Regions from separate parts of the Mus musculus genome. Here regions 2 and 3 are each linked to region 1. The links are chromatin loops, found by intact Hi-C in ENCODE. Cell type or tissue: heart. All regions are shown on one strand.

Region 1 (8,000 bases):
CTCAGGCAGGAGGCTGTTTCTGAAGGATCCTTCAATTCTAAAGAGAGAGAGGTCTTTAAAAGTCTTGTTGGGCTAAGACACAGTGCAGGATATAAGTGGGGAGAGTTGGTGCTAGAGTAGACAGCGATCAAACACCCGAGAGGCCAAAGAGAAATGCTTGGGGCTCTGCCACTGGGTATGGCTGTCTTCAACTTTGCAAGTGAGGAATGGGGCTAAGGGCCAAGGACAAGGGGACACCCAAAGAGGGGTCAGAACCCTCTGTATGTTCTCTCCAGGGACACGGCTTGGGAAGTGTGAGGCTGGTGAGAGGGGCTGTGGTTGGGCATCTGTTTAGCTCAAGTGCTATCTGCTGTGGGTCTCACTCACTTACTTGCTGAGGACCCAACTTTTACTGAGAGGTGAAAACTTACCAGTTCGAGCCCCTATGCAGACAATTGTGTCCTCTCTAGAGCCTGCCAGACACCTGCCTCATATGTCTGTGATGTATTAGGCTCTGTGTACTGGGGAGACCAGCAGCTCAGAATTCCACACATGGTAACAAATGAAGCAACCTGATGATCACGATTGCATTTGTGTGGTGGACCTGAGTCCTCTGTTTTACTGTAGGATGTTGGAGAACAGGGAGTGACCTTCATTTTCCTAAAGAATCTTCTAGAACCTGCTCTGGAAACTCAAGTGTCAGCTCTGTATGTCGGTGCCGTTTCCCTGCTAGCCCTCGGAAAGTGAGCTGGAAAGGACCTGAGAGAGTCTCTTTTTACCTTGGGTGGCTGAGCCCTAAAACAGATGCAGAAACTGAGAAAGGCTACATCTGTCTCTTATCTGATTGATAGGAAACACTGATAATCATATTGCAAAAAGAGCCAGTCGGATATTATCTTACTATGCTTTGGATTTGGCCTATTCATGTCTTTGGGGCAAAGAGTGTCTTGTTTGGGGCTGCTGTCAGAAATTGTCATAACTTGTGAACAAGAAGTCTCTTAGAGTTTTGGAAGCAAGATATCAGAGTCAGGGTGCCAGCATCTTTGGTCCTAGGAAGGTCCCTTTACAGGGTTGCAGAAAGACACCTTATTGTAGCCTGACTGGGCAGGAGAGGGGAACAAAGCAAAGGTTTCATCCTCACTTTCCAAACTTCACCTCCCAAAGCAACATGCAACACACACACACACACACACACACACACACACACACACACACACACACACACACACACACACACCCCAGTCCATAGCAGAGCCCTGGGAGTTTTGATCTGGGGGACCTGGCATTTGCTTATACTACCTTCACTTCCAAGTGCAAAGCATGAGGTCCAGAAAACAGAAGGAGGTCCCCAGGTCATGCCCAGACAAGACTATAACCAGGCCCCTGCGTTATCAGCATCTCTCTCCATCTCTACCCAGGTCCCCTTGCATATTAGCGCCAACGTGACAGCCAAGCTCAATGCAAAGTGGTAGAGCCACCATGTGTGGGCCCACGTGGTACCCTGGTGCTTACTGAGCATCCTCACAGATGGGTACTCATACTGGAAACGCTGTTGGGGACGGAAAGAGAAGAAAGGAGGGGGCAGGAGGGTGGAGAGAGGCATGCAGGATGCTGATCGGCGGTCAGCCTGCCAAAATTCTTTAGTGCAGCTTGTCTACTAAAGCCAGTCTCCAGCCGAGCAAATACAGTGGATAGCTGACAGGCTGACAGCAGGCATCAGACAGTCTTAAACTGCCCCAAATCCACAGCATGTTTGAAGCGGCAGAAGCAAAGAGATGCCCGCACAGAACAGAGGCCTGCAACTTTTAATAGTTCCTTCCAGGCCTCAGGATGTCCTGATGAGGTATTAGAGGAAGTCATTCAGGAAGAAAAGGACCAATAACTGCCTCCGCGTGGAGGCCGACCCGAGGGCTAGCCATCGAAGCTCACAGAAAGGGCCAGTGCGGCCCCGCAGTGATCCAAGAGGCTCTCTGCAGCCCACGAGCCTGCCTCCACACAGAGCCAGCAGGCTCTGACCCTTGTAAATAACAGACAAGTAAATTTCTTGTTTGCTTCTGGGCAAATGTAAGCCACAGGGGGCCTGCTGCATGTGGGTGGACTCCTGACTGGTGCCTGCTGTTGGAAGGGTGTTGAGTGTAAACTGGAATCACTGCCTAGACCACAACATCCCCATTCCCCCTCCCACTCACCAACCCCCGCGCCCCCGCCTGTTTGGAAGCTGTCCTGACTGCAGGCCACCCTGCCTACCCTGCAGGAACCAAACTCATTCCTCCTCTTCGTTTCTCCTTCCTTTAGGGTTTGGCTTTGTCACCTTTGAGAATGAAGACGTTGTGGAGAAAGTCTGTGAGATTCATTTCCATGAAATCAATAATAAAATGGTAAGTCTGGAGGGGTTGTCCAGCAGGGGACAGTGGGATTGAGTCACTACAGCGTGCACATTGTGCATGCAATAGATAGAGAGGTACGTGGACCAGGCTTTCAAAGTCCAGAGATAGGCAGATCTTTGTGAGTTGTAGGCCAACTTGGTCTGCATAGTGAGTTCCAGGACAATCAAAGCTAGGTAGAGAGACCCTATTTCAAGAAACCAAAGTCAAAAATAGGCTGGGGAGATAGCTCACACTCAAGTGTTTGTTTGCAAGTCTGAGAACATGTTTGATCTTCAGACGCCCTTTAAAACACATGGGGTGTGGTAGTGTGCTCTTATAACCCCAGCATTGGAGGGGTGGATGGGCATAGGCTGATGCCTGGGGCTGACTGCCAGCCAGCCTACCCTAGTTACTGACTTCCAGGGCAGTGAGACTCTTGGGTAGAGGGACCAGGTGGTACATCTGAGGACGAACACCAGAGGTCATCTTCTGGCTTGCACACATGTGCACCCTCCACACATAGACTTACACGGTACCATCTGCACACACATACACAAAACTAAAATGAATTAATAAAAATCTAAATAGGAAGTATTCGGGCCTGTCTCAAAAGTTAAAAGAAAAAACTGACCAGTGTTTAAAGCTGTTCATCTGGCCGTTACAACCGCGCTGGGTTGTAAACACATCCGTAGGCCGTACTTATGTGAATTTCATACAAGCAGATCATAGTCCCCTCTCTCCTTTCCTCCAACACAGAATCCAACTTGCAGGGCATGCACTCCATATTTTGCTACACATCTCGCTCTCTTATATTTCAACCATTTAATAACATAAAAGAGCATTTTCAAATCTTAGGCCTTACAAAAAACAGACAAAAGGCTAGCATGCTAGATCTGATCCTCAGTGGATTTTACAGCTTCCTAATTCCAGCTCCCTCCCCTCCCCTCCCCTCCGCTCCCCTCCCCTCCCCTCCTCTCCTCTCCCCTCTCCTCTCAGATAGGGTCTCACTGTGTACTGTAGTTGTGGTTGGCTTCAGACTCACAGAGATGCGTCTGTCTCTGTCTCCACTAGGATTGAAGGTGTGCGCCACCACATGCATCCTCCTGCCGTGCTTTTGATGGAAGGCCCTTGAGGGGCAGATCTTAGATAGGAGATTTGACAAACTGCTTTTCTTTCTGCCCTCATAATCTGCTGCCTCCTTCCCTTTCATGGCTGCTCCTCCTGGTGGAATAAGAAGTCTCAGGAGGAGGGGAGGCTCCACTCTGTAGAGACCAGGAGACTGCCCACAGAAGTGGCCACTAGAGGGTGCCATGCCCTGTGTGGTGTCTGCCTGCTCTCTTTCCCATCCCACCGTCCTCTCAAGTTACTTGAATAGGGGGTGACAAACCCTTTCTTTGTTGGTTTGAGAGAGAGAGACAGAGAGAGAGACAGACAGAGAGAGAGAGAGAGAGACAGAGACAGAGACAGAGACAGAGAGAGAAGGAGAGAGAAAGAGAGACAGAGAGAGAGAGAGAGAGAGAGAGAGAGAGAGAGAGAGAGAGAGAGAGAGAGAGAGAGAGAGAGAGAAGAGAGAGCTGGAGCAAGCTCAGTAGGTGTTTCAGGATCCTCTGAAGGCCCCCCAGAGCACACACATTTTGGTTGGCCAGCAAAGCCTCCATCCCAGAGAAAAGAGGTTGGGAGGTCAAATTTGGGCTTCGATCGCAGCTGTGACTTTGATATTTTCTCCCCTTTGTCAAAACATTCCTTGCTTGGGAAACATGCATTCAGATATGCATTGTATATTGGTCTGATATGTGTTCACCAACTTTAGATTCAATAATAGAGCTTTTAGTGTGGATAAGATCAAAGCAATCTGCTTAGCATGTGGTGCTGCAGGCTTGATTCAATATTTGACTTGCTAATTTTTTCCCAGGGCACTAAAATAATATTGTTCATATTGTTCCTAGCCATCATATGCATCCGAAATGAAAATAGTCTTTCTTTGCATAGTGTATGTTGGAGGCATCTGCATAGGCATTAAAGTAGTTTGAGGGAGACAGATGATGATCAACACAGGTTCCTTTGTGGACTTTGTCCTCCAAATGCTATTGCCTTCCAGTCGGCACCTCCTTTCCCACCTTAGGTTGCTGCTGGCTGTTTTCTAAACTAAAGAGGTAGAGAACCTGCACCTGTGTACTGATGCCTTGTTTAGCCTCTCGGAGCTTGCTGTTGACAGGCTCCGAGAAGAAAGGTTGTTGGACCCCAGGGAGTGGAAGAGGCAGCAAAGGATGCAGGCGGGTACCATTTCTGCATTCCTTCTCGTCAGGAAGGGCACAGTGCAGGCAAGAGATGAGTCCTGGTGTGACAGTGCGCAGATTTTGAAATAAGCCTATGATATGGGGTGGGAAAGGCTTTGTCATCCTCCATCTCAGAAGAGGAACTAGGTCCTAGGATTAGCCCCAGGGCTACCCATTGTGAAGGAGCAGGGTTTTGAGCTTCCTGGCTGCTCAGTGAGCTGTTTCAAACCCTTGTCTGAGTTTGGGATGAAAGAGTAAGTAAGCCCAGCTGGGCAATGGTGGCACACGCCTTTAAATCCCAGCACTTGGGAGGCAGAGGCAGGCGGATTTCTGAGTTCGAGGCCAGCCCGGTCTACAGAGTGAGTTCCAGGACAGCCAAGACTACACAGAGAAACCCTGTCTTGAAAAAAAGAAAGAAAGAAAGGAAGGAAGGAAGGAAGGAAGGAAGGAAGGAAGGAAGGAAGGAAGGAAGGAAGAAAGAAAGAAAGAAAGAAAGAAAGAAAGAAAGAAAGAAAGAAAGAAAGAAAGAAAGAAAGAAAGAGAGAGAGATAAAGAGTAACCCCCCTCCCCCAGGTGACCAGAGGAGTGGAATAAGGTCATGTTGGACGAAAGAGAGATGCTGTCTAGGAGCCAGAGATGCTGCCAGCCATTCCCTAGGCCTCTCCCATGTCTCAGTGCCACTGTTTATGCAGGTGGTGCTGACTCAGTGGCTAAAATTCCTATTTTCCTTTCATCTGGGACTGTGCTTGTTCTGTAAGCAATAAGCAAAATCGGAAGCAGACAGAGATGGGAAAGGCATGAGGACAGAAGACAGAAGAGTTCAGGTACAGACTTTGAGGTGTCCATGGAAGTTTTTAGCCTAGATCTGCCCAGAGGAGAAATCAGAGGTTTTGGGGAGCAGGGGCAGAGGGAGGTCACTGAACCCCAACAAACGGAGCTAAGACTGCCACTTCCCTGGTTGTTGCTGGCATGGGCACAGGGCATCACAGTGTTTGCCTCATGGCAGAGGTGTCATGATCTTGAAAGCCCTGCCTTCAGACTGCTCTGAAGAAAGGTATAATTTCAAGGGAGTGGGGGTTTGCAGAGAAGGCTGTAGCCTGAGTTGCTTTTGAATTCACCAAGACAGGAAATGCATTTCAACTGTGCTATGGAGAGAATTTGAATGAGCCACTCAGGAAGACCTCTAAGCCCAGACAGATGCTAAAAGGAACATAGGAGGGTTTGCTCTTCTGGGTTATGAAACTGGAGAGGACAGTCCTCCAACCCTTGCCATGGCCCCGTAGTGGACTTGGGCATCCACTTTCTCACATTCAAAGATCTGATGGCTCTCAGCCATGAATCACAGAGGTGGGACTTGAATCCAGGACCCCTGGCTCAATGGTGTGCACCTGGCATTTATCAGACTTAATTAATAACTGTGGAGTGATTAAAGGAACCAATCACCTGACTCAAAGGCATACATAGCTCCCAAAGCCGTTCCTTCTCTAATTTGGTTAGTGAATCTAGTGAGCTTTTATAAAAGCTCTTCAGTGCCTGGTGATGGTGGCACATGCCTTTAATCCCAGAATTCAGGAGGCAGAGGCAGGTGGTTCTCTGAGTTAGAACCTAGACTACAGAATGAGTTCCAGGGGCCTGGAGAGATGGCTCAGCGGATAAGAGCACCCTCTGCTCTTCCAGAGGTCCTGAGTTCAATTCCCAGCAACCACATGGTGGCTCATGGCCATCCATAATGGAATACCCTCTTCTGGTGTGTCTGAAGACAGCTACAGTGGACTCATATAAATAAAATAAATCTTAGCTTTTAAAAAGAATGAGTTCTAGGACATCAAGGGCTACACAGAAAAATCCTGTCTTGAACACACATATGCATGCATGCATGTATACATACATACATACATACTACATGGATAAATAACTCTTCAGCATCTTAGAGCTAGGACAGGCTAGGAAGCCCAAGAAAGACCATCATGCAACAGTTTTCCAGTATATCCATTTCTTGAAAACTTGAAGAAATTTTCCCCTAGGGTAAGGTGAGGTAGAAGTCTGGGCAGGAAGTCTCTACATGGCACTTTCTGCTATAGGTTGCAGCAGCTAACATTTTAGAATGTAGACATTTTGATTGCTGGACACTTGCTTGGTACATCTTACCTGATTTGATTGTCACACGCCTTCTAGTATTAAAAAAGATATCGGGGCTGGAGAAGTGGCTCAGCGGGTAAGAGCACTGACTGCTCTTCCGAAGGTCCTGAGTTCAATTCCCAGCAACCACATGGTGGCTCACAACCACCCATGGTAAGATCTGACGCCCTCTTCTGGTGCATCTGAAGACAGCTATGGTATACTTACATATAATAATAAATAAATAAATCTTAAAAAAAAAAGATATCAAACCATTTTCCCCATTTTAAAGACAGGCAAGGCAGAGATGAAGCAACTTGCCCAAGACCACACAGTCAGCAAGTGGCAGTCCCAGAATTCAGGACCAGAAAGCTACACTCTTGAGCTCATGGTTGAACCACGAGGCTGGCCTTTCTCTGTAGACCAAGAAGGACCATGATGAGCCAGGCACCAGCACTCGGGAGGCAGAGGCAGGCAGATTTCTATGAGTTCGAGGCCAGCCTGGTCTACAGAGTGAGTTCCAGGACAACCAGGGCTATACAGAGAACCCCATCTCAGAAAACAAAAAACAAAACAAAAAAGGACTGTGATGATGGGATTGCTGGCGTATAAGGCTACCCATGGCCACAGAGCATCTTTTCCCCCTCAGCCCATGTAGTTTCTTGATCTCCTAATTGATTCCCAGCTAAGGCAGAGGACTGAGTTTAGGCTTAGGGGTCCTGGTCAGTCATCATTCTAGACCTCTTCCCTTGATCCTTGAGGCATGGTAGAGAGCTGGCTGCCACTCAAGCTAAGGTTCCAACCCACAAGATCTGAGCCTCAGCCAAAACCAGAACAAATGCAGATGCGTCCGTCAGTAAACACACAAATGCAGGCACTGAGCAACCTCATGATCCTCCTCTCTGGCCACTCTGAAAACTCCAGCTCTGATGCAGCTAATAACGCCTCCCATGGTGGCTTGCCCCTGATTGAAACAGCCCCACAGCAGCAGGGACACTTGCTTGATTAGTCAGTCACCAGAACCCAGCCTGCAAGCAGCCTCCTGATGTGCCAAGCAGCCACAGGGAAGGAGGCGAGAATTGACACATTGCCAGCTTCTGGGTTCATCAGAGGCCTGGCGCAGCCCCTATCTCAAAAATATGACGGGAGATGTTTGTACCTCGATTGGGTGAGCACGGAGGGTGTGGTATGGAAGGTACCAGGGTAGAGCCCTCTCCTACACCTCATTCACAGGGAATTGGTGTTTCTAGGTATCATGCTG
Region 2 (8,000 bases), 200 kb after region 1:
TCTGTAATGGGATCCGATGCCCTTTTCTGGTGTGTCTGAAGACATCTACAGTGTACTCTTATGCATTAAATAAATAAATCCTTTTTTAAAATCATTTATTTCTTATTATGCTAGTGTAAATTCGGAGGTCAGAGGACAATTTATAGGGGTCAGCTCTCTCCTTCTGCCATGTGGGTCCTGGGATCAAACTCATTTGCCAGGCTTGGTGGCAAGCACCCTTATGCACCGAATCACACCAGAACATCCTCCCACCAGAGACTGTGGCGTGCTGAATAACAGTGGAGCTATTGTAAGCTTGAGTGAGACTGTGCAGACAGCTGGCGGACTGCAGAAAGCACTCTGAAGTGCTACAGGTGTGGCACAGTGGGTAGAACCTAGCATACCAGAGGACCTGGGTTTGAGTCCCAGCACCACACTAGAGGTAGAAGAGACCATTTCCCCAGGGTTAGTGCTGTGGTGACTATCTTAATCCTGACGGCCTCAAAGTTTTCAGGTTCAGGGTCGTGCCCTGGTGGCGGGTTCCTCTCTATATTGTGTTCTTTGTTCCATGGAGACTTGTGGAATCTCTATTTATCTAAATGCTGCTTTGTTAAAACAAACAAACAAACGAACAAAGGCAAAAGTGAAGGAATGGATGTTTACAGAAATCCTTAGTATGACGAAAACAAAGGCACTGGGTACATCAGAGTAAAGGGGATGAAAGACCCAACAAGATGTAAGCAAAGTAGTATGTAAAGTGAGTGGAATCAACACACACACACACACACACACACACACCCCAGAACTAACCACCTTGCTCAGAAAGCTAAGGACGGGCTGCCCAGCCCAGCAATCCCACTAAAGAGACCCCGGGGAGTTCTTGCTTGTAAACACACAAGAAACAGGCACAGTGAAGATCCTTGCAGCATCCAGGACAGAGCAACCTCAGCTCTGAACTACTCAAGAAGGGCTCATAAGTGAGAAGGGCAACTCACTTTTTAAAAAAAAATTTATTTTATTTGTTTGTTTACATATTTTATGTACATTTTGTCTGCATGTACTCAGAAGAGGGCGTCAGATTCCATGAGGATGACATGAGACTATAGTTAGAGGAGATTGTGAGCTGCTGTGTGGGTTCTGGGGACCAAACTCGGGATCTCAAGAAGAGCGGCCAGGTTTTTTTTCTTGTTTGTTTTTGTTTTGTTTTGTTTTGTTTTTAACTACTGAGTCATCTCTCCAGCTCCTATTTATTTATTTATTTATTTATTTATTTATTTATTTATTTATTTAGAGACCGGGTCTCTCTGTGTAGCTCTAGCTGTCCTAGAACTTGCTAGGTAGACAAGGCTGGTGTCAAACTCACAGAGATCCACATGCTTCAGGCTTCTAGGTGCTGTGGTTAAAGGGGTGTGCCACCACACCGGGCTGAGGGTTTCTTGTTACTTCCAGTGTGTGTATGTGTACGTGTAGATGAATGTGCTTGTGCCGGAGGAGGCCAGAAGAGGTTATCAGATCCACTGGAGCTGGAGTTACAGGCAGTGGAGAGTAAACACGAGGCTTCTAGAAGAGCAGCAAGTGCTCTTCATCACTGGGCCATTGCTCAGGCCCCAGAAGATAACAATAATGGGAAGGATAAACACCTCGTCCAAGAAGACAGCACAAGGGGACAAGACCGAGAATTTACATAGAAATACTTTGTTTGAGTTTAATAAGTTTAGTCATTGCAAAGGGGTAGCGTGTATGGGCCTGTATTTTATATATTGTATGCTTGAGGGTACTACACCAAAGCTATGCCCAGATGTACTTTAACTGAATGTAACAGCCAAAGCTAACTTGGGAAACCAAGACACCAGATTTACCGAAGCCATGAAAGGAGATCTTTCCCCTTGTTCAGGAGCAGCACTGGGTTTCCTTGAACAGAGCATCCTCGCATGGGTGAAAGAAAAGATGGATCCGTGATGTTTCCTCGGGACACAGAAATAGTCTGCAGAGCAGGAGCACACCCCAGCATCCTGAGATGCTGGCCACAGCTGGGTAGCAACAGAGGAGTGAGCAGCCGCATCTGAGACATCCCCAGAGCCAACGGGTCTTCTGGAGGCAGGCGGGAGGCAGGCTGACCCTGAGGGTGTGAAACAAGCTAACTCCGGTAAGACTCGCCTGTAACTCCTGGCCCTGGTGGCAGTTGACATCCCACTAAGGCCTTGTACTGGCTGTAGATATCCAGGCTGCCAAACTGGATAGGCTGCAAGGCCACTTGCCTCACTCAGCAGAGCTCTGGGAGGCTGGGGTAAAGCATCAGGGGTCTTCTAAGAAGACAGTGAATATTTTAGAGATAACACGGGAGTGATTTGGAGTTTAAACCAAGCACCCTGAGAGGGTTCGGGAAGCCAGCCTTTCCCGTAGAATTCTTGCACCTAGACTGAATGTTCCCACCCATCAGCCCTGGGTGAGTGCTGTTCTGTGTTGGGTCGGGTACCCTCACAGTCTGGGGTAGTTCCTTCTCCTTCCATCTTTATTACTGCAGCTGCAGAAAGCTTGGGCATTCTACAAAGTTGGAATGCAGTCAGCATCTAGTTCCTCTTTGGTACTTGAAAATGACCTGGCATTGATCCTGTCATCTCCGTGGCCAGGATGGGGAGCCACCCATGCCATTTGCTCCTTCCCTTGACACATGCAAGTGCCTGTTAAGTTCCACACTCTGTGTCAGGGCCAGATGTTGCTCAAAGTGGCTAAGTGACGTGCGTGAAGCCATGAGTGTCCAGATACGAGCCCCGATGTTCTGATTGTACAACAGAAGAAAGAGGTCAGAGCCTTCTACCGTCAGCTCTCCTGAGTGTACACAGCAAAAGTAGGAGCAGAATGTTGAGGGCTAACAGAAAACATAAGAAAGCCATCGACACGGATGCAAGCCAGGCACAGCGGTACACGCCTGTAATCCCAGCACTTGGAAGGTGGGAGCAGGAGATACCTTGAACTCAGCTACATAGGGAGTTCAAAGCCAACCTGGCCTGATCTCCTGTTCATCATTCTCTCTCCCTCTCTGTCTTCTCCCTGCCCCATCAGAAGTAACTAAATAAAAACAAGTTTGCTGTTTGTTTGCTTAATGAAGGCTACAACCACTGGGCAAATTCTAGGAGCAGAGAACCTGCTAGTACACTTTTGGTATTCTTCACTTGAAAATGTACATAAGGGGCTGGTGAGATGGCTCAGTGGGTAAGAGCACCCACTGCTCTTCCGAAGGTCCAGAGTTCAAATCCCAGCAACCACGTGGTGACTCACAACCATCTGTAATGAAATCTGATGCCCTCTTCTGGTGTGTCTGAAGACAGCTACAGTGTACTTACATGTAATAAATAAATAAATCTTTTTTTAAAAATGTACATAAAAAAAATGCCGGGCAGTTGTGGCTCACGCCTTTAAATCCCAGAACTCGGGAGGCAGAGGCAGGAAGATTTCTGAGTTCGAGGCCAGCTTCATCTACAGAGTGAGTTCCAGGACAGCCAGGGCTACACAGAGAAACACTGTCTCAAAAAAAACCAAAAAAAAAAAAAAAAGGACATAAATGTTGGGCAGTGGTGCCACACACCTTAATCCCACCACTCAGGAAGCAGTGGCAGGAGAATCTCTATGAGTTCAAGGCCAGCCTGTTCTATAGAGTAAGTTCTAAACAGAGACACCCTGCCTTGAAAAACAAGGGGAAAAAAGTATATTTATTTATTGGTGCATACAGTGCTGGAAAGAGCCAGGGCTATATAGTGAGACCCTTGTCTTTGTGGGGATTTTTTTGGTTTTTAATAACAGAGGTTTTTTTCTGTGTAGTCCTGTCTGTCCTAGAGATCTGCCTGCCTTTGCCTCCCCTAGTGCTGGGATTAAAGTTGTGCACCACCACTGCCTATCTGAGACCCTTGTCTTAAAAATCAAAACACCAAACAAAAGAGGTGGTAACTTTGGAGGCCGAGGATGGAGGGAGCAAGTACTTAGACAAATGGTGAGATTTCACGATGCTTCCTGTCTGCCTTAGTCTAATGTACATTCCCCCACATCGGACCTAGGCACCGAGGGCCTAGTCCTGCCAAGGACTCAGCTGCGGCTACTGGCTCATCCACAACTCGATGAGGCGGAGCTATGGGTGCTTTCTTACAGGCGAGGAAGATGAGGTTCCTGGGTCACTGACTCCCCTCACTGCACAAGATAGCACAGGTAAGACTTTCTGTTCCTCATTGCCTCCCTACCTACATCCTCCCTCCTTCTCCCTCTACATGAAATGTGCAGATGCGTCATTGAGTGAAGAAGGTTAGGAAGCAGTGCTCTGGGCAGAGTCTCCAGGGGTCCAGCAGAGTTAGCTCTCTCCTCTCCGGCTCCTATTATAGTACAAGGCGCTGCACACCCCCTCTCCTATCTATACACATACACCCGCAGGCCTCTGTCATTTGTCCCATGGCCCGTTCCTTCCAATCTCTACTCCATCCCAATAGCACCCCAGGACCTCAGCTTCCTAAATCTCAGTCAGAACGTTATTTCACAAGGACACTTGCCAACCTTGAAAGACAAGGGACCCGGAGGCAAGGAAATAAAATGTTTCTAGTTGAACAGCACGAGAGCGCAGCGCCACCTAGTGGTGCTGCAGCCTACTGCTCCCGGGCAGTGACATTTTCAGACAATCAATATCTCATTATTAACCATAATCACAACCTGATGTTTACTTTTGGAGAAGTGTTCTGGCAAGGGAGGCACATGCACTTTTCTGCGTGATTCCGAGGCCTGCAATCCTAAATGCCACAATGACTATTAAACAGTGTCCTGCAAGTGAGCAAACAGGAGGGAGCCGAGATTGACGGTCTATCTTTTTTCATCTAAGCTGCTCACCAAAAACAAAGCATCCGCTGAAGCCAGTGACCTTTCACTAACTGCTGGAAGGCAAATGCTTGATAAATAATAAATGGACCCCTACTCGTTGTTGCTTGGAACCATCTTTTAATTAAAAGAACTGAGCAGCGAGAAGGTCAGGTGACTGGTGTTTAAGTTAGAGCCCAGGAAAGGCGTCAATCAAGGGGAAAATTAAGCTTGAAATGCAACGTGATTGTCAGCTTAGCAAGTCGACAACAACAACAAAAACTCCCTCTGCAATCTCCCGGTGGAAGGAAGCAATGGTAGTTGATGGTGACATGTTTAGGGGACATGACACTCAACTCTCTGCCTCCTTTACCCTCCCCTAGCAACCAACTCACTGTGTCGGAGCAATAGCCACTTGCCTGGCTCAGCATCTCCACAGAAACCGCTCTGGAGCCAGGCGCATCCAATCAGAGGCCAGTGTGCCACACCGAGGACTACCCTAGGAGCGACGTGGAAATCATTTCCTGTCTTTCCCACAGGAGGGCAACTGCCCTTCCTCCGCCAGCCAAGGTGACTTCCACCAAGTGGCTCACAGAAACAGCCTGACAGCCCACAGCTAACCCCGCAATGAGGCTGGGACCTGACTCATCTCTGAGGCGGACCTCCAGAGCACAGAGCGGGGAAGAGAGAGCTCTCGTTTCCCTACCGCACTCCCACGCTCTGCTCCGGCAGTGGCCTGTGCAGCAGGCCTCCACTCTCGGGGCCACATTGTGTCAGGTGCCCTCTCTTCTAGACAGACTCGGGAAAACTGCCAACCCAGTTCAGCTTCCTGCCAGGCTTGGTCACAGCCAGCTCTGATGAGAATGGAGCAGGCCCAGTGACTCCAAGTGGGTCACATCTGGACCCTCCGGAGCTTTATCATCCCGCTTTAATAACTGTGATTTTTAAAAGACCAGGCTGGCTTAAACCTGCAGCAACCCTCCTGCCTCGGCCTCCTAAGTGATGGGATTACATATATGCAAAGTGAGGTGAGGACAACAGCAGGGGGTCTTTCTCAGGCACCGCCCACTTTTCTTTTGAGACAAGGTCTCTCACAGGCTGGAATTCGCCAAATAAGCTAGGCTGATTGGCCAGCAAGCTCCAGGGATCTGCCCACTTCTGCCTCCCCAGCACTGAGATTACAAGTGTACTACCATGCCCAACTTTAAAAAACAAACAAACAACAAAAAAAACATGGATCATGGAGCTTCAACTCAGGACTTTATTTACGCTTGCAAGTCAAGCCATTTACTGATTTAGCAATCGCCTCAGCTCCTGGCTTGGATTTCTTTTGCTGCCTCAGAGTTAGAGTCAGGGTTAAGGTTAGGGTTAGGGTTCTTCGTCCTATCCATAACTGAGGACACTTCCCTGGCTAAATACCACACCCCGGGTTGTGTCCTGCCGCCACCACTGCCGCCGCTGTCACCACCTCCACCGCTGTCACCACCTCCACCACTGTCACCACTGCCACCACCACCGTTATCTCATTCATTCTCCCAGCTCTACATCTTGTTTCTTTACTAGCGACTTCATCCATTTCTTAAATACCTGGGCCCTAGTCATCCCTGCCACTTGGGCACTGGGTTATAACCCCCACCTGAACAAAATTAAAGCCTTATTCCTTCCCCACTGGCTCTCACTTCACACTACCAGTCTCCTGGACACTCACACTTGAAGCCACAACATGGCTTCCCTGCTCACTCTCCCGCCCAGCAGACTCCTCAGTGCGGCTGCCAAGGCGATCACAATCTGATCCCAGCCTGTCTGTTCAAACACCTTTCCCATCGCTCCTCAAAACGGCGATCCATAGCCAGGAGAAAACCAGGAAGCTGTGTACCCATCATTTCAACTCACTTTACAACAGGAAGCCGCGGCAACTTTTGCACTTACATCGTGGGCTGGTGGCTGTGATGGGCACAAGGTGACACCAGTACAAACGGGGGCATCCAGAAAGACCCAACTTCTCGGGCTTGTCTTCTGCAAAAGTCACTGGAGCCTGGACACCTGCCTTCAGCTTCAGCTCTGCCAGCCCTCAGGAGGGCCCTGCTCCTGAAAAGCTGTTCAATGCTTCAGCGGCTACAAAGTGAAAACGTCTGCCCTTGTTTGTTCTTCATAGGAAAGGAATGCTTGACGCTGAAGGCCACAGGAAGCCTGCTGGGCACAGGCTGTAGACTTGGCACACAAACCACAATGAAGCACCTGAGTTCGGTCCCTATGGGGGGAGGGGTTCATCAGGAAGTTGACACTCAATCTGAATCATAAAGATACCAAGTAGAGCCGTCATTTGATATTTGAAACCATAAAAGCTGAGGAGGGGTCCCATGTAGTGAGAATTTTGGTTTCTTTAAAAACAGAAAGGGGGCTGGAGAGATGGCTCAGTGGTTAAGAACACCTACTGCTCTTCAGAAGGTCCCAAGTTCAAATCTCAGCAATCATATGGCTTACAACCATCTGTAACAAGATCTGACTCCCTCTTCTGGAGTATCTGAAGACAGCTACAGTGCACTTACATATAATAAATATTTTTTTAAAACAAACAGAAATATTATGGGGATATGTTTTTTAAAAAAAGATTTATTTATTATATTCAAGTACACTGTAGCTGTCTTCAGATGCACCAGAAGAGGGCGTCAGATCTCATTATGGATGGTTGTGAGCCACCCTGTGGTTGCTGGGATTTGAACTCAGGACCTTTGGAAGAACAGTCGGTGCTCTTACCCACTGAGCCATCTCTCCAGCCCCGGGAATATGTTTTTATTTTAATCCGAGGTGTGGGATATGGGATGCTTCAGATTTTCCATAGCAGCGGGATGTAATTTGCTTCATGCTCTGGCAAGGGTGTGATTTTGCCAGCTGCAGATAGTTTACATTTGGAATTTTGGGGTCTCTTGAGAGGATATAAATGCAAGAGCTCCAGAGGGGTACAGTGGCTGCTCTCCCCTCCTCCCCACTCCCACCACTGCTGCTGGTTGGAGATATCCTGAAAAGATCAATATTGCCCCAAGGAACCCAACTTCCCCTAGTCAGCAGGAAGTAGTCTAAAGAGATCGACAGCCCCCTTTCCCCTCTAGCCTTCTTTCTCTCCTACCTTGCGTTGGGGGTTGGAAGGGATACGGTTGGAGGATGGTAGAACTAGGAACCCATAAAGT
Region 3 (8,000 bases), 160 kb after region 1:
ATTGAGAAAATGCCCTACAGCTGGATCTCATGAAGGCATTTCCTCAGGGGAGGCTCCTTTCTCTGTGATAACTCCAGCTTGTGTCAAGTTGACACACAAAACCAGCCAGTACCGATCCCGAATAAGATGAAAATTAATCTGACCCATTTGGAAGGCAATTTGAAAAGATGTTCTAAGAGCCTTAGATATGTTTTTGGTCTCCTCATCCCCACTCTGGCAATCCATTTGAGTCATAAACTAAAAGATCAAAATATCTTTATAAGCAAACATATCCACTGTGCTATGATCTAGAATCTAGAGCCGCTGAGATGGCCACTTGTATATCTTTGGGAAAGCAGGGACGTTCTCTTCTTGACACTAGTATACTTTCTCTTTCTGTATATTTCTTTCCAGAAGGTGGTGTCAGTTCCAGAATGGAGAATTCACTTATCATTTTGAATCCTAAGGGCTCTGGAAGGGTGTTGTCAGTGACTGGATATTTATGCCCCACCCTCCAATCAAAGGTTGCAATCCTGGTCCATGGTGTGATAGGATCAGGAAGCAGACCTTTGGGAGCTGGCTAGACCCTGGGGATAGTGCCCTTGTGAATGAGACCCGAAGACTCCGTCCCTCGGGCATGGGAGGACACAATGAGAAGAAGTCATCGGAAGCTGGCCTTTGTGAGACACTGAATCTCTTGATCTTGAACTTGTCAGCCTTCACAGCCAAGAGATCAAGGTCTGTTGTTTAGAAGCCACCCAGTCTACAGCATGCTCTTCTCAGAGCCAGAATAGACTAATACGGGTGCTAAGAGCATCCTTGACTCCATGAAGACAGAATAGGAAGCAAGCGTGAATCACCTCATCCGTAGAGTCAGGAAAGCGAAGGGGTCTGGAGCTACAGATGCTCCAAGTGCAGTGGTCTCAGCTCAACCACAAGCCACCTTGGTCCCTGTACACTCAGTCTTCTGCCACTGAGAACCCGGGGGGTTGGGAGTTTGCAAAGCTGGCCTCTCCTGGCATCCTACTCCCTCTGGTGCTGGAGTTGAACCTCTTGGCCCAATCCCAGGAGCATCTGCAGAGGGAGGGAGTTGGGTCAAGGATAGAGAAGCATCATGGGAAGAGAGGAGTCCTTTATTTTCTCCAGGGGCTTTTGGGTGGCTGGAATCCCTGCCTTCTGAAAGGTTTCTTCTATTCGGACCATCACCAGGTTCTGAAATCTTCAGGGGTGATTAACCATAAGGTGTTGTTTTCTCTTAGCAACAATAGTGTTTGTTTGGGCATCTCTTCCATTACCTTCAAGGGCAAGATGGGGACAGGGCAAAGAGGGACTGGGGAAGTGGGTGCCTTCATGGCTAAGAGCAAGTACTGCTCTTACCGAGGACCTATGCTCAGTCCCCAGATCCAGCACCTCCGTGTGACTCCTCACTCATGTGCATATGCATGGCTAGACACAAAATTTAAAAATAATCTTTAGCCAGGTGGTGGTGGCACGTGTCTTAAACCCCAGCACTTGTGAGGCAGAAGTAGGTGGATCTCTTTGAGTTCAAGACCAGCCTGTTTTATAGAAAGATTCCAGGACAGTAAGAGCTACATAGAGAAACTCTGCCTTCCCCACTAAAAGAACTACACACACACACACACACACACACACACGAAAACAGAAAACAGAGGGAGAAGAACCAGCAAGATGATTCAACAATTAAGTGTGTGTACTGCTCTTGCAAGGACCTGAATTCATGGCCCAGCACCTACATCACTTGGCTTACAACTCCCTGTATCTCCAGCTCCAGATGGGCTGACACCTTCTTCTGGGTTCTGCAGACATTTCCACTCTTGTACACATACCCACATGAAGGCAAGCAGGCACGCACGCATGTGCGCGCACAATTATTATTACTATTATTATTATTATTATTATTATTATTGGTTTTTTGAGACAGGGTTTCTCTGTATTACCCAGTCTGTCCTGGAACTCACTCTGTAGACCAGGCTGGCCTCGAACTCAGAAATCTGTCTGCCTCTGCTTCCTGAGTGCTGGGATTAAAGGCATTTGCCACCATTGCCTGGCATGCACGCACAATTTATAAGTTATAAAAATAGATAACAATAAAACTCTTTTTAATAAGAGACAAAATAATAAGGAAGCCAGTTCTCAGTCTGTGCAATAGTTTGGACTCCCTTGGCAAAAGGGTTGCTTGAAGATGGGGGACAGGCTGCTTTTGGGGGGGGGTGTAGATGGGGCTGCTCTACAGATCTCAGCCCTTGGTTTTGAGTCAGCTGGAGTGGACCTAAAAGCCGGCCTGACTTCACCTTGACTCGGCCATTTGACCTCGGCATCTATGACCTAGACATCTATGCTCTTTGCATCCCATCTGCCTCAGTATAGAGTGGAGGACTCTCTTTCGGAAAGTATTGCTGAAAATATCAGAAATGTTTCTAACTCACCCCATACAATCAGTGGAGCACGGCGGGTGCTCGCAGACGTCATTCTTATTCATACAACGGTCTGTTCTGGTGACTCGAGGAGCAGTGACCTAGAATCACTCAGAAAGAATAGTGGCTCTTGTATGTTTCCCAAACAAAACAGGACACTGTCCCCCCACTCCCACCCGCCACCCCAAATCTGATGCATTCAAGCCTTCAAGGAACGACTGGAATACAGTGTCTGTCCCATGCCTACTGCAGCAGTGCAGCCCCCCTGAGCCAAGCAGGACAGGACAGCAGCCACTGCTGGAGCCATGCATTTCTATCACAGAGAAACCAACCTCTCTTCCACCGACACTGAAACTGCCCATCCCCCATCCTGGAGTCCCATGAATCCAGGTTGCCTCTCTTCAGCAACAGGACAAAGCCCCTCCAGGGCTCCATTTCTTACATTCAGTAGGTGATTGTCACTTGCTGCCCAGTTGATCTTCCCATTTCTCTGGGTCTCATCCACAGGAAGTGCAGCTGAAGGGTGGATGGAACACCTGCGGCTCTGAGCCCTGCAGAATTCCTCCTTCCAAACAGTAAGGAGCCTGCACATTCCCGGATCCAGCACCCTGCAGGGCTGAGGCAGAGGGATCTCACTCAAGCCTAGCCTGGGCTTCATAGTGAGGTCCTGTCTCAACTAGGCAAACAAAAGCAACAGAAAGAAAAGAAGGAGTCAAAGAATCTGCAGGGCAGAAGGATTGCCAGGCCCCTCTATGGCTGACTCGCCCCGGCTGGTAACACATTATCAAGCCAGTTCAGAGGAGCCACTGTTCTCAAATCAAGAATTAGGTTTATGTCTGGGTCTACTCCAGAACACTGGCTGCTCCCTGCCTAACCATAGCCGCCTCTGGAAGTCCCAGGTTGTAGTTCACTCCAGGGACGAAGCATGGGGACATGCCAACAGGACACAGGGCACAGTCTGATGCAGCTGAGTCAGTTCTGGATGCTTTAGAGAGGCACGGGGTAGGGGGGTGGGGTCGCAGGGGGCGGGGGGGGGTTCGCGGGGGCGGGGCCTGGGGGCGCGGGGGGGGGGCAGGGGGCGCTCTGGTCCTTCCGGCTCCCTCTAGCTTTGCTTCCTGGCTTGGTATTATAGATCTGAGAGATGCAGACTGCTGAGCTCTCGGCAGGAGCAGCTGTGTCCCTGGCTCTCCCTCTGTGGCCTGGAGTGCCTCTGGCCAGGCCTCAAGCAGTCACATGCAGATGACAGCTGTGGTGGCACCAGGACTCAGGCGCCCATCACATGGCTGCCCTTCGCTTCTGGCCTTCCCTAGGGACAGTTGCTCCTTAGCACACAAGAGTAGCGAATGGCCAGTGGTGCCTTGGGAAAGGAGCAGAGGAGGGTGGGCCCTGAGTAACGACATCTGCTTCTGAGTCCTTTGGTCTAAAGTCGAGGTTCACATCTCTCTTTTTTGTATCCCAGCAAGGGCAGGAAGCTGCTTTTCCAACCCCAAATCAGTATCTCAGTGGTCCCTAGAGCAGGAAGTCTTAGAAAGAAATCAGCTCAGACAGGAACTTTAAAAGAAAAGTAGGTGTTTGTTCAGTGCCTGCCTGACCTCAGGTTCACCAAATTCCTTCCCCAGCCCAGTACCTAGGAGTCCTGGCCGAGGCTAGGCCTTGAGCTTGGTGACCCTCTTGGAATCCCCCTATTTTAATGTCAACACCCAACCCAAGAGCTGGAGCTTCCTACCTCTATCTCATGCCACCCTAACACCCTTCCACCAGAGCATAGATTTCTCATAAACCTTCGCAGAATCTTCTGATTCTATGAGGTAGCTTTGCTAGCCACAAGAATACAGGAGCTGAGGCTGGGAGCTGGGGAGTCAGTCTCTCTCCAGCCTAGAGCGAGACCTCATTGCTCGGCCTCTCGTGGCGAGAGAGCGCCCCCTGCTGCCCAAGCCCAGCTGGTACCACACAGCCCGAATGAGGGATGAGGGACAAAGATGGGGCGGAGGGGACACCCAGAGAAGGGACTGTAGGTTTGTCATTCAGAGAGTTTCCACCTCAGGACACACTGCCTGGCTCAACCTGGCAGGGAAAAAAAGGTTCAGACTCTCTGTGCTAACATCTGCCTGTGGCGACAGTTTGGGCGTAACAGTCCGTCTAGGGGGCGTGGAGTAGCTCTCTAAGGCACCTCGATTAAAAGACGCGGTCTGGTTTGAAGCCATGGCTCCACCGCGCACTACCCTCAGACTTGGGCATGCGGTTTAACCTCTGAAAACGGGTTTCTTCATTAAACTGAGATAATCAATAGCGCATACATCACAGCAATGGTTTACAGAGATAATTCATGTAAAACGCACACTGAGCTTTCAATAACAGCAACTCTCTGGTATCGATTCGCCTGACACCCCTACAAATGAGTGATAAGAGCTAACTAGGGCTCGTGGACCCAAGTCAGGGGATTTGCTTTTCCAAGGCGCTTTCATCATTAAATGGATCTGGTCTAGTTCCATGGGCACATTTGAGGAAAACAACGTTGCCTAAAGGGGGAAATAAATGCCAGAGACATTCACAAAACATCAACCATAAACAATTACTAAACACATTGATCAATGCTCAGAGCTCTACAATAAAGACAGGGAGAAAGTTATGGCCCAGGACCTTTTGTCCCACGCTTCCCATGCTACCAATCCCCACCTGACCCCTGGTTGATGAATTACTCTTTGGGCTACAAATATGCTGAAGTATCTCCTTACCAAAAAAAAGCAACTGCACGAAATGCTCCTCCAGGGAGCGCCCGCCCACCCCAAATGTCAACAGCCGACTCAGTGAAAGGCTACATGGTGTCTTCTGTCAGCTCTCAAGTTTGATAGACCAGGTGTTGGTGCCCACAGCACTCCACCTGCCCTCTTTAAAGTCACCATGACTTGTACACAGCGCATCCAGAGCTCTGTTTGCAAACCTCATCCCTCCTCCATTAGCAAGGTTTTGACATAACTAGTGGATGCTCTTGGCCCCCTTCCCGCTTAGGGAACTGTGCCCTCCACTCCAGCTAGGCTCCTCTCAGCCACCCCGGCTCCTCCAGCAATGAATTATCTCTGCAAACCATTGCATCATGTCTCCTCACATCTCATCCCTGCGTTCCCACTTATTAGTGGCAACCTCACACATGCGGTTACTTGGTCAAACAATGTGGCTATCCTCTCTCCTTGCTACCTTTCTTCTGCCCCCACCCCCTTTCTAAGACAAGCTCTCATGTAGCCCAGGTTAGCCTTAAACTCGATATCTAGCTGAGGATGGCTTTGAACTGGCATTAGAGGCCTGCCCCACCATGTGGTTCTATGTGGTGTTGGGGGATCTAACTGAAAGCCTTGTGCATGCTAGGAAAACTAACCACCAATCAAACTGTAAATCTCCTACTGTCTCTTTCTTTCACACCCTCAACCGGAACATCAGCAGATCTAGTCCGTTTTACCTTTCAGATGTGTCTAGACTCTTCCTGCTTCTTGTTCCACTATTCTACATAGTCCATACCACCACTATCTCCTGGCTGCTCGCCCAGCTTCTACCCACAATCCTCTGCTGGTATTTCCACATGCCAGTGGACTTTCCAAAGATTCCATGTTTGGAATGTACAGTTCTTCCACTCAACAGAGCCATCCATGATCACACCCTTGGTGTCTTCTCTGATGTCATCACCCTTGCTCATGTCTGCCAGGCTTCTTTGCTGGAATGTACCTAGCTAGCAGCATGATTCTGTCATATGGGGCTCTGTTCTTTTTTCCTTTCTTTCCTGAATGTTACGACCCCAGGCTCTGAATTCACTGGGCTCCTTCCTTATATCATTCATGTTTCTACATAAAGAGCAAAGCCCATTCCTTCCCCTTTACAGAATGAAGTTTTTCATGGCAGTCATCACCCCTGGATATATTATTATAAATCTGATACTTTGTCTCCTCCGACTAAGCTCCGGGGAATCGAGGGGCTTTGTTTCTGTTCACTACTGTATCTACACGTCCTAGTCTGATGTCTGGAACAGTAACTGCTCAGGAAATGTACTAATTGCAGAAGTGAGTTAGTGCACACTGGAGGTCCCACCCATGACCTGAGGCCAGAGATGTTTCCAGGACTCTGTGCCTTGCCTATCACCAATGATCTATGAAATAGAGATAAAGACTCCGCCTTCTTGTTTTCAAAACTGGTGAGCATGGGCTGCTAGGTAAAGATGCTTGCCCACAAGCCTGACGACCTGAGTTCATTCCCAGGACCTGCATGGTAGAAGGTGAGAACAGACTCCTACAGGTTCTCCTCTGACCTCCACATGCACATTATGGTGCATGTGTGTGCACACACACACACACACTCACACACACACACAAGCACACACAAATAAGTAAATCGGTGTGATTAAAAATTTAAAAGAAAACTGTAAATATTGATTACGTAGAGCTTGGGCCTTCTTCTTCTTCCATTTCTGGATTCTCACATTAGATTTCTCTTTCTCTCCATCACAGAGGCAGAGACACACTTGTGGAACCACCTCTCTCTCTCCTTCATCAGTCTCTCTCATTCATTGTTCCGGTGATATGCCCAAAGAAATGAGCATTCCGGTGAGGCCAGCTGGGGCTGGGATGGTCCTGGCTGTTTCTAATAACACTCTTAAATAAACCCGGGATGCACCTGACCTTGTAAAAACGTTGGGAGCAAAGGGGTCAGTGTTTCTCAGAACAAATCTCCTTTCCTATTTCATGTGATGATGAACTGTGGGATTGTGCGTCCGGCAAGAAAGCCTGAAAAGAAGTCAGCCTTTCCCCAGCAACCGCTCCCTCCGCAGAGCCTCTTCCCTTCCTAAGGAGTCATGCTCCTCCCACCTGACGAGCATTTGACTAAATAGGCAAGCACACAAGTTCACCACTGCCATTAGTGGGCTAGACACTAAATGGACGTGTTTACGGGGCACTGAGATGGAAGATGGACGGAGTGCAGAGGCAGCTAAGAGGAAATTAGGCAGTAGCTGAGGTTAGACACTGGTGCAGAGTGCACTGGGTGCACTGGGGAGAGTGGGGTTAAAGATTGCTGCTCAGGAGTGGACTGAATGCAGATGTGATGTCAGGAGTATCTGGAGGGCAGGGTGAGCTCCAAGTGCAGATTTATTAGAGTCCCAGATTTGGAGCCTAAATAATTGGACACTTGGCTTCCCAGAAGACTTTAATTTTTCATCCTGTGCTTGCAACTCTCTCTCTCTCTCTCCCCACCCCCCGTTCCTCTGTCTCTGTCTCTATCCCTGTCTCCCAGTCTCTCTGTCTCTCTCTCTGCGTGTGTGTGTGTGTGAGTGTGTGTGTGTGAGTGTGTGTGTGTGTGTGTATGCAGAAGTCTGAAGTACTTAGATGCTGTATGTCTTTCTCAATTGCCGCCAACCTTATTCTCCTGAGACACAGTCTCTCATTCCCTCAAGCTCACCATTCACCTCAACTGACAAACAAGTCCCAGGATCCTCTAGCCTCTCCCTCCCCAACGCTGGGATGGCAGCCATGAGCTTCGGAGCTCTTGCATAAGGTCTGGAAACTGAGCTCAGCCTCTCCTCTTTCCCCACTAAGCCATCTCTCC

What was found. A loop is a pair of places that touch in the nucleus more often than their neighbours do. Peaks named below come from ENCODE experiments on the same cell type or tissue, not always from the same donor. Only the 100,000 strongest peaks of a DNase experiment are listed, where the experiment ranks them.
Region 2: a loop joins it to region 1, with 15 times the contacts of the local background. A loop is called at or near these places in 6 of 42 quality-filtered maps.
Region 3: a loop joins it to region 1, with 8 times the contacts of the local background. A loop is called at or near these places in 13 of 42 quality-filtered maps.

What each region holds. Positions count from the first base shown.
Region 1 is chr11:88,408,265-88,416,264 of GRCm38, reverse strand. Msi2 (musashi RNA-binding protein 2) reads left to right here. Exons shown (of 14, transcript NM_054043.3): 8 at 2,275-2,357. Among named protein-coding and RNA genes, the nearest start is that of Mir378b, 59 kb to the right of the region's middle. In heart, a CTCF peak has its summit at 3,624 (motif pointing right); a DNase peak (open chromatin) is centred at 3,634; H3K27ac peaks cover 3,369 bases.
Region 2 is chr11:88,212,951-88,220,950 of GRCm38, reverse strand. No RefSeq gene overlaps it. Among named protein-coding and RNA genes, the nearest start is that of Mrps23, 13 kb to the right of the region's middle. In heart, a CTCF peak has its summit at 7,465 (motif pointing right); DNase peaks (open chromatin) are centred at 4,450, 5,270 and 5,620; H3K4me3 peaks cover 642 bases; H3K27ac peaks cover 2,364 bases.
Region 3 is chr11:88,248,752-88,256,751 of GRCm38, reverse strand. It overlaps Gm38534 (a long non-coding RNA gene), which reads right to left. Exons shown (of 4, transcript XR_001780289.2): 2 at 2,857-3,030; 3 at 2,427-2,515; 4 at 239-1,053. Among named protein-coding and RNA genes, the nearest start is that of Gm34366, 17 kb to the left of the region's middle. In heart, no CTCF peak of the experiment used is centred here; DNase peaks (open chromatin) are centred at 3,211, 3,671 and 4,351; H3K4me3 peaks cover 470 bases; H3K27ac peaks cover 3,734 bases.